2 separate regions of the Homo sapiens genome follow, and region 2 is linked to region 1. Evidence: read pairs that join two places in POLR2A ChIA-PET (ENCODE). Cell type or tissue: Panc1. All regions are shown on one strand. Each heading gives the region's core, and the rest is flanking DNA. Links, peaks and the distances in the headings are about the cores only. Region 1 overlaps STXBP5-AS1 (STXBP5 antisense RNA 1). Region 2 has its middle 390 kb from the start of SASH1.

The links. ChIA-PET counts read pairs that join two places held together with the same protein. Peaks named below come from ENCODE experiments on the same cell type or tissue, not always from the same donor. Only the 100,000 strongest peaks of a DNase experiment are listed, where the experiment ranks them.
Region 2: POLR2A ChIA-PET joins it to region 1 with 5 read pairs; 2 of 35 experiments call an interaction of 5 or more read pairs at or near these places.

The regions. Positions count from the first base shown.
Region 1 is chr6:146,983,213-146,986,037 of GRCh38, reverse strand. All of the region lies in intron 6 of STXBP5-AS1 (STXBP5 antisense RNA 1), which reads left to right. Among named protein-coding and RNA genes, the nearest start is that of LUADT1, 170 kb to the left of the region's middle. In Panc1, for the core only: no CTCF peak of the experiment used is centred there; no DNase peak of the experiment used is centred there; H3K4me3 peaks cover 577 bases; H3K27ac peaks cover 2,162 bases.
Region 2 is chr6:147,951,425-147,954,249 of GRCh38, reverse strand. It overlaps a transcript of SAMD5 not described here. Among named protein-coding and RNA genes, the nearest start is that of SASH1, 390 kb to the left of the region's middle. In Panc1, for the core only: no CTCF peak of the experiment used is centred there; no DNase peak of the experiment used is centred there.

The sequences.
Region 1 (2,825 bases), core at 4-2,503:
ACACATACTGGGGCCTGTCAAAGGGTAGTGGGTAGGAAGAGGTAGAGCATCAGGAAGAATAGCTAGTGGGTGCTGGGATAAATACCTGGGTGATGGGATGTTCTGTGCAGCAAACCACCATGGCACATGTTTACCTATGTAACAAGCCTGCACATCCTGCACATGTACCCCTGAACTTAAAAGTTGGAAATAAAAAAAAGGGAAAAGGGAGGATAATACTTCAGTGTCTTTTCAAGAGAACCTTGGGATATATTTCATGTTATGAAACTTATTCCTACATTCTTAGGAAAACCATTGACTTATGTTTACTTGTTAAGTCAATGGTTTATCTATTTTTAATGCAATATTTTATTCTTTATTTCCATTAATTTCTTTATGCTGTGTGTGTGTTTTCTAACTACTTGGGTTGGATGTTCATTTGTGTTTTTTTAAATATTGAAAACATAAGATTTTGAATTTGAATAAATATTTTGTCTTAGCTATTTTTAAGTTACACATGATTTTATATATCTTTTTTTACTAATTATAAAAATCCACTCAATTCAGAAAAGCATGAACAAGAAAGTGTCACTCGTGATCTTAGCAATAGAGCAGGGATCTGCAAACTATATTTCACAGGCCAAGTCCAGCTCACTGTGTTTTTGTTAAAAAAGTTTTATTGCAAACTAGCCACGCCCATTTGTTTACACAGTGTCTATGGCTGCTTTTGTGTTACCCATGGTAGAGCAGAGCAGTTGTGACAGAGATCAAAAGGCCTGCAAAGCCCCAAATGTTTACTATCTAGCCCTTTACAGATTTTTTTTTTTCCTGATTCCTGAATTAGAGAAAACTATCAACATTTTGGTCTCTCTTTTTATCTCAGCTCATTTATTTTTTATATCAAAACACTGGCGTTTATCTTTTTACCTGTCTGGGGGAAATATTGTCAGTGGTCTTCCTAATGCCATTTTTCCCCCTTAATTCTTATTTAGAGAAACTTGGTTGTTTGAGGGAATGTGCCTAGGTAAAAATATTTAATTTTCTCTACTTTTCTTCAATAAATAATGATGTTGGGATATAATTCTGAACAATGAGCGTCCTTCAGTTTCTGATTTCTATAGGGCATACAAACTTAGTAACTTAAATAAATATTTAAAGTGTCTGGACCCTTCTGATCTGGACGTGTCTCAGCTGATCATGGCCGGGCTTATTCGTGTGTCTGTGGGCATCTGGTGAGCTGGGTAGAGGTTGGTTGCACTGGGGGGCTGCAGGTGGGGACCATTCAGCTCTTCCTCATGTGTCTTTTGTATGAATATAGCTGGTTCCTGGCAGCGAGAGGGACTCCATGGCAGTGCCAGGAGTCCAAGAGAGAAAGCAGAAATGTGCAAGTTCATTTTCAAGTCTTTGCTCTGTTGTTTGCTACTGTCCTGGTGGTCAAATCAAGGCACGTGTCCAAGCTCGCAGTCACAACCAAAGGGCATAAATATAAGAGGCATGAGAAACTGGATCCCTACATGCAATCGATTTACCAGATAGACAAACGTAAAAGTGCATGAACAGGGCATCCCTTCCCAAATAAAAAGAGAAGGTATTTCTTCTGCCCGAAAGAGAGATGTGAAGTCTGGAGGTGTGGTCACCATCTTATGCCTTTGAAGTGACATATACAAGAACAAAGGCCGATCTATTTGTTAATTATAGTGGAGCACAAAGATAGATCTTGCATTCCTGACATTCTGTTTTAGCCTCTTGAGCAATTGTAGAACGAGTCTGTTGTAGGAGAAAAATAAACCCTTCCTGAATCACCTCCTAGCATAAGGTTTCTGCTAAATATTGCCAAGTATGTTTTTCAGTTAATAATACATTGATAGCATTTCTTATTTGTACATATAAATCTAAATTAGTACATACAAATCTGTTTTCAGAAATGGCTTGTAATATATGACTCTACCAAAACTTATTTAATGAGCCTCCTCTTCAAGATATTTAAGTAGCTTCTAGATTTTCAGTATTACAAATCATGCTTCAGTGATCACCTTTACACATGTATCTTTGCACACTTCTCCAAGTGTCTTTATAGGGTATACTTCTGTTAGAGAAATTTTGAAAATGAACATATTTATGTTGTTAAACATATGGCAAGAAAATTCTGCAAAAAATTGGTAAAATTGACTCTCCTATCAGTAATTTATGATTATATTTATTGTCCCAAAACTGCTCCAAATTTGGGTTTTGAAAATCTTTAAAGATTTTACCAATCTATTTGAAAAATACATATCCCATATTTGTTTTAGTTGATAACGCTTTGATTTTTAGTAAGATTGGCCCCTTTCCACATATTTGTTATTTACATTTTTAAATGAACTTTCTGCTTATACCTTTTTCTCATTTTTCTACTTGTTTGCCTGTCTTTTTCTTGCTACATTGTATTTGCTTTCTACATACTGTAATATGATTGATTGTATTTGCTTTATGTGTTGTACACATGTTCTCCTAGTTTATTGTCTTTTTCTTTGTTAATGTATATTTTCCATGAAGAACCTTATTTTTGTTCAGAAAAACCTACTAGCTTTTAAAAAATAATGTTTCTGGGTCTTGTCTATGCTTATAAATCCCTTTCTTAAAACTACAAAAAAATTCTAAGTTTTCTTTCCATTACTTTTGTGGTTTTAAAATATATCTAAGTCTTCAATCCATTTGAAATTTTTGTATGTGTATAGTGTGGGAAGAAATATAACAATTTTCTTTCAAATAAATGACAATTAGTAAAAGTGATCTTTGTTGTGTGTGTGTTTGTGTGTGTATACACATCTTTGTCAGTTTATGTTATGAGTCTTATTTTGGCTTTG
Region 2 (2,825 bases), core at 64-2,563, 970 kb before region 1:
TATAGATTATTTTACTTACTAAATGTGATTCAATACAATTCGAGCTTAAAACACGAAGGTGATAAAATAATGACTGTATTTACTGAATAAAAATACTTCAGTGAAAACAAAGGAAACATATTTGACCACATACACACTTTTAAATCACAGTGTAAGTTACACTGGTAAAAAGTTATGTTACGGCCCATTCTGGAGTGTCTTTTTGGTAGCTTAACTCTGTTAACAAGCTGGTGTTTTATCTGTGAAATTTCCAAAGTGGCTCATCTATAAAAATATACTTAGAATTTCTTTTAGCTCTTTCTATGATAAAAATTTAAACGGTTTTAATTTTTTCTAGCAAATGATGATTATCTTTTGCAATATGAAGTTCAAATTTCATCACAATTATAAGTCATTCCTTGGTACATCAACCAGCAAAATGTACTGCACTTAAACTTGGGTGCCCAAAGATGTATTAGTGGCATAGACAAATAAACCATTGGATATGTTATGACCCATATTTGAAAACTTTTACACATTACACATATAAATATTTACATTTCAAATAATAACAAGCTTACCTACAACATATGTTAATAACTGAAGGCATATTATGATGTTGGGCATAAGCATAACTCTATGTTCTATATTTTGGCTGATTTTAACATAATCAAAAATAGGCAGAATTGGAGATTAACATAATCACCAAATAGTCTTGAAATGCATAGTTTCAAATTTCTTTAAAACTCAGTTTGATGCAATAGGAAGAGAATCAGATTGGGAGCCAAAACAGGGATGGTGTAAATAGAACACTAGGCTGGATGCTAAGATATTTTTCAGCCCTGACATTTCATGATCCTTTTATTCTTTCCCCACAAACCTTTATCTTCAGATTTCATATCCATTTATTTTTCCTGACAGAATTTCTGAGAGTCGAATGGCTGAAGTGGCCAAAGGAAGAAAGAGAAAAAAAAAAACCAAAATGAGAGAAATTGTAGCTGAATAAACCACCTTTGGTAAAGCAAAGATTTACAGTGGACTCTCCTGTTTTACACGGATTTAAAAATATCTGATTATTTTTCAAAATATGCCACACTTTTGAAAAGAGGACAAGGATTATTGACAAAGTAAACTGGAATTAGATGAATTTGGAGATCTTGACGCTTAGTATTACTGACATCAACTGTAGGAGGTTTTGAATATGTCAGGGTATTCAGTGAGGATAAAGGCACATTAAAAAAGAATACTATATGAAGGAAGGAGAAAAAATTAAAAATTAAAACATAAAATTGGTCAAGCTGTATAAAATATAAAAAGTCCTCTGAGGCATTTTATCATGATTAACATAGAAAGTTGTAATATTTTCAATTAAAAAAGGAGATAATACATTATGAAATGAAATGTAGGTCTCTCCAAGTTTTATTTCATATAGGTTCTTTCAAAGATCATCAAAAAAGGGCCGGGTGCGGTGGCTCACGCCAGTAATCCCAGCAGTTTGGGAGGCCAAGGCGGGAGGATCACTTGAAAGTCAGGAGTTCAAGACTAGCCTGGCCAACATGGCAAAACCCCATCTCTACAAAAAGTACAAAAAAAATTCGCGGGTGTGGTGGTGCATGCCTGTAATCCCAGCTACTAGGGAGGCTGAGGCAGGAGAATCACTTGAACCTGGGAGGCAGTGCTTGCAGTGAGCTGAGGTCACGTCTCTGCACTCCAGCCTGGGTGACAGAGCGAGACTCTGTCTCGAAACAAACAAACAAACAAAAACAAAGATCACCAAAAAAGGCTTAGTTTCAGCAATATTACCATAAAAATATTTTGGAATACCTTGATAGTATGTTCAAAGTGTTGACATTCATTCATCTCCATTGATACACAATTGATATCCATCACCATTAATATATCACGCCTACCCAGCAAAGGAAATAACATTAGCTGTTCACTAAAAACAATTATTTTGGGGGAAGGTTGGTAATTTCTTTAATAATCTTGATATATCAAATACAAGCAGAGTATTTTACTGGTACTGCATAGCAAACTGACTGTAAATAGCTGACATTCTATACTTACACATAAAGATGGCAATTTTGGGAAATTCTGAGTCCTCAAGCACCGATTTGGCATTCATCTTTTTGGACTGATTAATCAGCGTGCCTTGGACAGAGTAAGCCCTCTTACTCTGAATAAAAACTGAAAGAACTTCCTAAAGCTCTACTTCCCTCCTGTTGGTTCTCACCAAAACCAATTTCTAGCTTCATCATTACACTAGCAGCAGTTCTCAAGGGAAAGATTTCTCGATTGTTAATAGGTGTTACATGAATATGGCCCCCCTGCGTTAAATGGTGTTCTATGTATCCCGATGTGGCAGGAATTATCTGAAACATTACTATGCTAATACACATTAAGAGTCTTAAGAGGGGCCATATGGTATGTAGCAATCCCAAATACATTTATTCTGCGTCTGTCAGAACATCTTACGGAATGACTGCTTTGCCGAAATCACTTTGGGACTGTGGCTCTATATGACTGAAGCCTTTGGCCAATCAATCAAATTCCCCTTAAGTCTAGCCCCAGCCTTTCTCTATGCCCCTGACATAAGCCACCAAATAAAATAAATATCATTTTTATTTTTTTGCTGATCAAACACACAATCCCCTGGAACCCACACCAATCTCCTTGAAGGACACGCAGTGCGGTAGACACATTTTGATGTGCTTCTCTCGTTTGCATTTCTGTGTACTTGAGTTGCTCATTTGTGAGCCCAATGCACTGACCTGTCTGGTATAGAAAGGGCATTAGGGCTGTGATGGTAGAAATGAAAGAAAAGACACTTTGGGAGGCCAAGGCGG